Regions from separate parts of the Homo sapiens genome. Here region 2 is linked to region 1. A link is a contact called in ENCODE Hi-C or POLR2A ChIA-PET data. All regions are on one chromosome and are shown on one strand. The core of a region is the stretch at or near the end of the contact, and the rest is flanking DNA. Distances in the headings are between cores, read along the strand shown.

The links. A loop is a pair of places that touch in the nucleus more often than their neighbours do. ChIA-PET counts read pairs that join two places held with the same protein, here RNA polymerase II (POLR2A).
Region 2: a loop to region 1 is called in a map of mammary epithelial cell, with 2.5 times the contacts of the local background. The contact joins two enhancer-like sites. A Hi-C loop is called at or near these places in 2 of 168 maps with a recorded cell type or tissue (PC-3 and mammary epithelial cell). POLR2A ChIA-PET finds 5 or more read pairs at or near these places in 3 of 52 experiments (MCF 10A, PC-9 and endothelial cell of umbilical vein).

What each region holds. Positions count from the first base shown.
Region 1 is chr1:64,342,304-64,345,003 of GRCh38, forward strand. No RefSeq gene overlaps it. Among named protein-coding and RNA genes, the nearest start is that of CACHD1, 130 kb to the right of the region's middle. Within about 2 kb of position 1,293, at least 7 of the 41 ENCODE cell types and tissues checked have a DNase peak (open chromatin) inside an H3K27ac peak, as active enhancers do.
Region 2 is chr1:64,308,328-64,311,027 of GRCh38, forward strand. No RefSeq gene overlaps it. Among named protein-coding and RNA genes, the nearest start is that of UBE2U, 110 kb to the left of the region's middle. Within about 2 kb of position 1,329, at least 2 of the 41 ENCODE cell types and tissues checked have a DNase peak (open chromatin) inside an H3K27ac peak, as active enhancers do.

The DNA of each region.
Region 1 (2,700 bases), core at 43-2,542:
CGTGTGCCACCATGCCCAGCTAATTTTTTTGTATTTTTAGTAGAGATGCGGTTTTGCCATGTTGACCAGGCTCGTCTCAAACTCCTGACCTCAAGTGATCCACCCACATCGGCCTCCCAAAGTGCTGGGATTACAGGCTTGAGCCACCACCCCCAGCCAGGTCCCTTTTTAAATAATCCCAGGATAGTCCTTTCATGAAACCTTTATCTAGTCCATAAGAACTACACCCCTTGGCTTTCCATAGCTAGAAGTGCAGCTATCAGTATATCAGTATAGGTCTTTCTGTATTTCATTCTGCCACATCTAGCAGCCTTTAGATTTCTCCCTTGAGAGTTGCTGGGTCCTGCAAATTCCAGGGAACCCATATTAAGTTGTCTGAATGATTCTCTGGGCTCTCTTTTCACATGGTCCAATGTAAGGGTAAAGTACCACAGGTAGGAAAGGCAAAAATCAGCATACCTACAACTGTCTCCAAAACAGTCCTTCCAGATGACCTCTTCAACTTGCTCTTCTAAAGGTTAGAGGTGGGTTATGACCTGGTGCCAGGAGAACCTCTCCACAAGTCTGGCACAGATGTTCTAGCATCTCTAGGATGTGAGAGTGTTCTTAGCCTTTAGTCCTCTAATGAAATTCCAACAAATCAGGAAAAGTCTTTTTTGATAACCCATTAACATATTCAATGAAGTTTTTTTAAAAATAGGTGGTATTTGAAATTTTTCGATATTGCTTTTATGGCATAGTTTTTAAATCATTGGCTCATCAAAATAGTGGATTATCATTCAACTGATTCAACTGTGGGACCACTGTTAAACGGATGCTACTTTCAAAATTAAATTGAGAATGAGGATAATTCACACACTAACCCACCATTATAGAGAATGCTTGCTATTCCCTAGCCAGCAATGTGCACTCTCTGGGTTAACCACCCCACTTCCTGATGCTTGGTTCTCCGCTCACCCCTCCTCCAGTCTCAGGAATGGTCATTCATCTAACAAACATTTACTGAGCACCTACGCTATGCTGACTACTGTCCTAGGTGCTGAGGATACATTTGTGTATAAAACAGACAGTTAGGGCCAGATAATAAACAAAATAAATAAGTAAAATGCATAACATATATTAGCATGTGATAAGTGCTCTAGTAAGCCATTTCCCACATGTCGTTCCAGATGTGGGAGAGATTTATAATGTAAGACACCATAGTCCTGAGAGCTGGCATTCTAGCGAAGAAGAGTATGTAAACACAATTATAATACAATGCTGCTTAAGTGAGTCAGACAGCAGGGGTGTGTACTGAATGCTAAGTGACTAACCCTGCTTGAGGGCATCAGGAAAGGTTTCATAGGCTTTCTGTTTGAAGAACACAGTATTGTATTATAGAGAAGTAGTGATAACTATCTTCAACTGTAAGCTCCTGGCAGCTTTTCCCAGAGCCCCAGGCAGTTACCACCCTCCCAGTGCTTGCTTCAGCTTGTGCCTTCATTCCTTTCTCAGGTTCGACACTGAGGCCAGAAGCAGTGCTAGGTGGAGAGTTCCTTCTTCCAAAGACGTAGCACTCTGATAAAACAAACAAAAAAACAAAAAACAAAAACACCTTGGAGGAAGCAAAAGGAAATATGACCTTATGTCTATGGTCAGTCCACGAGACCCATAAAAAAGGAGGTGGTCAGCTGACCTGTCTCTTCATGCTCCACTCCATCTGCCCTCCAGCCAAAGGCTCACTCTCTGTGAAGCTGGATCCAGCTGGGCCACTATACTCACCCATGTTTCTTTTTAGAGGGGAAGCTCCTGGCAAACACTGCCTTGTATACATCTTTGCATGAGCCCGCAAAGCTGGCACAAGGCTTCCCCCACAGCAGAGTCTCAGTAAATAAAAATGAAAGGCAATGAAATGAATTGTTCCAAAGGCAAATGTTCTGCCCCTGGAACACACTGTTGCTTATTGGGATGATTTTGGATTCAGACAGACTAGGATTCTAATCCTGATTTTCTCCTTGTCGCCAAATTACTTTACCTCTCTGAGTCTCTTCCCTATATTTGTAGATAAGATAAATTTGTTGTGATGATTAAACAAGGTATTAAGATAATGCTTAGCGAGGCCGAGGCCGGGTGCAGTGACTCATGCCTGTAATCCCAGCACTTTGGGAGGCCGAGGTGGGCGGATCACGAGGTCAGGAGATCAAGACCATCCTGACTAACACGGTGAAACCCCATCTCTACTAAAAATACAAAAAATTTTCCAGGCATGGTGGCAGGCACCTGTAGTCCCAGCTACTGGGGAGGCTGAGGCAGAAGAATGGCATGAACCCAGAAAGCGGAGCTTGCAGTGAGCCGAGATCACGCCACTGCACTCCAGCCTGGGCAACAGAGCCAGACTCTGTCTCAAAAAAAAAAAAAAAAAAAAAAAAAAGATAATGCTTCGCACAAGGCCAGGCACATACTACTAGCTCAGTACAGGGGTACTATCACTATTATCAAGGTTAGAAACTACCAGGAGGGTGTTTGAACTCATTAATAAATAATAAAAAGCTATTTAATCATTACAATTCACCAACAATCTAAATGTTTCCTTTGAGAGGTAGTGAGCCATCCATCACTGGAGGGATTCAAGTAGTAAGACTGGATAACAGTTTCTACATCAGAAATTTCTGTACTTTGGTGACAGGTGGGAGTAGCTACGCTTCTTATGCCTTTCAAGGT
Region 2 (2,700 bases), core at 79-2,578, 34 kb before region 1:
CACCAGGATGCTTCTAAGTGTCATGTAATGCATACAATAGCCCCTCACAACAAAGAATTATGCAGTCCAAATATCAATAGTGTCAAGCTTGAGAAATCATGGGCTATTTTTATTCCCTCCAACTAGATGAAAAACAAAAATCCAAAGAGGAAGTATAGGTTTGGGAACACTGGTTGTTGTTTTGGGACAAGCCACTGATGAGGGAGCCAGGCCCCCATTAGGACAAACGTTCCAGTGGGGATGCCAACAGCAGCCCCCCACCCGCCATCAGGCATCTCCCCTGTGAATCAGGCACCCTTCCTCCTGCTGAGGAGCCACAGCTCTCATCTGCCAAGCGTCTATGGGTCCAAAGCCACGTTCATCCATTTTCTATAGTGTCTACATTCCCTTGACAAGTGGTTGGAAGCATGGCTTTGCTCTGAAGCTCTGGGTGCTAGATAATTAGAGACAAACCAGGAATTCCATAAAGAAGGAGCAAGACAAGGCAGCCAAGGAGCCAAAAGAAATTTCTGTTGTCACTTTCTTTCACTGTGATTTTCTGGCAGCCGGTCTCTGCAAAGCCTCAGCAGGAAGGTTGTGGCAGAGAAGGGTTGAGCAGCCTCTGGGCAGTGGGCGGGTGCCTTGGTGCCCAGCCCCGAGTCTGTGGAGGCTTTTGTTCAATTATTGATGTCTCAGGGAAGGAAGCCTGTTTGGCTGGCTGGGCTAGACAGGCAATCCACATGAAGCAGGAAAACCATCAGGAAGCGAGAAGAGGGGGAAGTGAGGAGCATCAGGGCTGTCTGTGTTTATCGACATATAACAACATGTCTGGGAGAGGTGATTAAGTGAAAAAGCAGGTTACACAACAGCTCCAAGGATGAGATCATTAAATGAGAGATGTGTGTGAGAGAGGGGCCTTGGGTTCACCAAAAAGTGAGTACTAGCTATTTCTGAGCGGTAGGATTTTGAATCATTTCTATTTTCTTTAGGTTTTTCAGAATGTCTTTACTAAGAAGTCATTATTGCTTTTAGAACCTGAGACAGCTACAATATTTGTGGGGATGGAGAGAAGGAGAATATGTATGCAAGAGTGTGTGGAGTCCCAGAAGCCAGCCATCAGGCTCTCAGACACTACTGGGACTTAATTGTCCTTCAGGGGCCAGAGGAGCTGTGTCGTATGCTGTGTCTCGGTCACCAGAGAGAAGCTCATTAACATGCCCACGGAACTGGCCAGCTCATCATGGCAGGTGGGAGGAAGAAACACTGTTTATTGAAACAAGAAAGGCCCTGGCTCCTGCCTCCACACTGACAGTGCAGGGCCCATGCAGCCAGCATCTTCTCACAGCCCCTCTCATGCATAGGCAGCTGGTACAACTGTGTGTTCTACACCAGGCATGCCTTCCTCACCAGAAACAAAGAGCCGGCTGAAAACTGTCCAGGCCTCAGTCCAGAGTCACAGGATCACAAAACCTCAGTGTGGAAGCCACACCAGACGTCATCCCTGGTCACTCCTGCTCCTCCTGAAGCTTGAATTTCCTCTGTCACATGGTTGATTATTCTGGGCTTGCACCAAGAAAGTGCCAGGGAATCTTACAATTCAGGAATCAAGTTATTCTGTTTTTGGACAGCATTAATTTAGGGAGTTCTTCTTTTTTATGAGTCCAGATTGGCCTCCCTGTAATCTCCACCCTTTGGTACAGACAAGACAGTTTTGTCCCCTCTTTCTCTTACCTGTTTTTAAATCGTTCTGAGGGCCCCTGTCACCTTCAAATACAGTTTAAGCTCATGCTCTGGGTGTACAAAATCCCTAGGAGTTTGGAGCAAGTGCCACGTATCAATGCGCCCTAATATAAGAAGGAAAAGGGGGAATTGGAAGGCCCTCACAGAGCTGAAGGCTGGAATGCAGGGATCTGCTGGGACCTAGAACAGAAGGAGACTCATCGTCAATCTTCCCTGCTCTCCCCTGCACTTATAGTTCTTTTTCTGTCAAGGCCAGGTGTCTCAAGGCCACAGGTGGGCAGAACGTGGCTCCCACCATTCCTGAATATACTCCCTTTAGTTCTAACAGTCCTGTCCAGACCAATCCAGAACTTCTCAGTCCTAATTCCAAATTCCTAAAAGATTACTATTGGCCCAAGTTGGATCCAGTTCAACCAACTGGTCCAGGGGAGAGGGGTAAAATGTGCACATACATAGATCCTGAGAGTCTCTGTTTGAAAGAAACACTTAAACGGGTTATGTGAACTTTGCAGACACTCATAAAATTCGTTATGATCTGGGCGTTGAAGACCTCTCTTGTATCCATCCGTTAGCTCCTCCCTGTCTTGCTCATTTCCCCACCACTTCTTTTCCTTTTTAGAAAGTCAGTAAAGCATAGTGGTTACATCTCAAATTCTACAGTCAGATCACCTGGGTGCAAACTCAGACCTTTCATTGGTGGCTGTGTGTCCTTGGGCAAGTTACTTACCCACTCTGTATCTCCAATTCATCTTTTTTAACTGGCTACAATAAAAATGCCTACATCGTAGAACTGTTATGGTAATTAAATAAGTTAATAGAAGTAAGCCACTTAGAACATTGCCTGGGGTGTAATCACTTGATCAATGTTAAGCATTATGATGATTCCCTGTACCCATCCCACAGCTCCAGGAATACTGGAAGTATTAGTCAGTATTCTCCAGGGAACAGAACCAAAAGAATATACAGGAATATGCATATGCA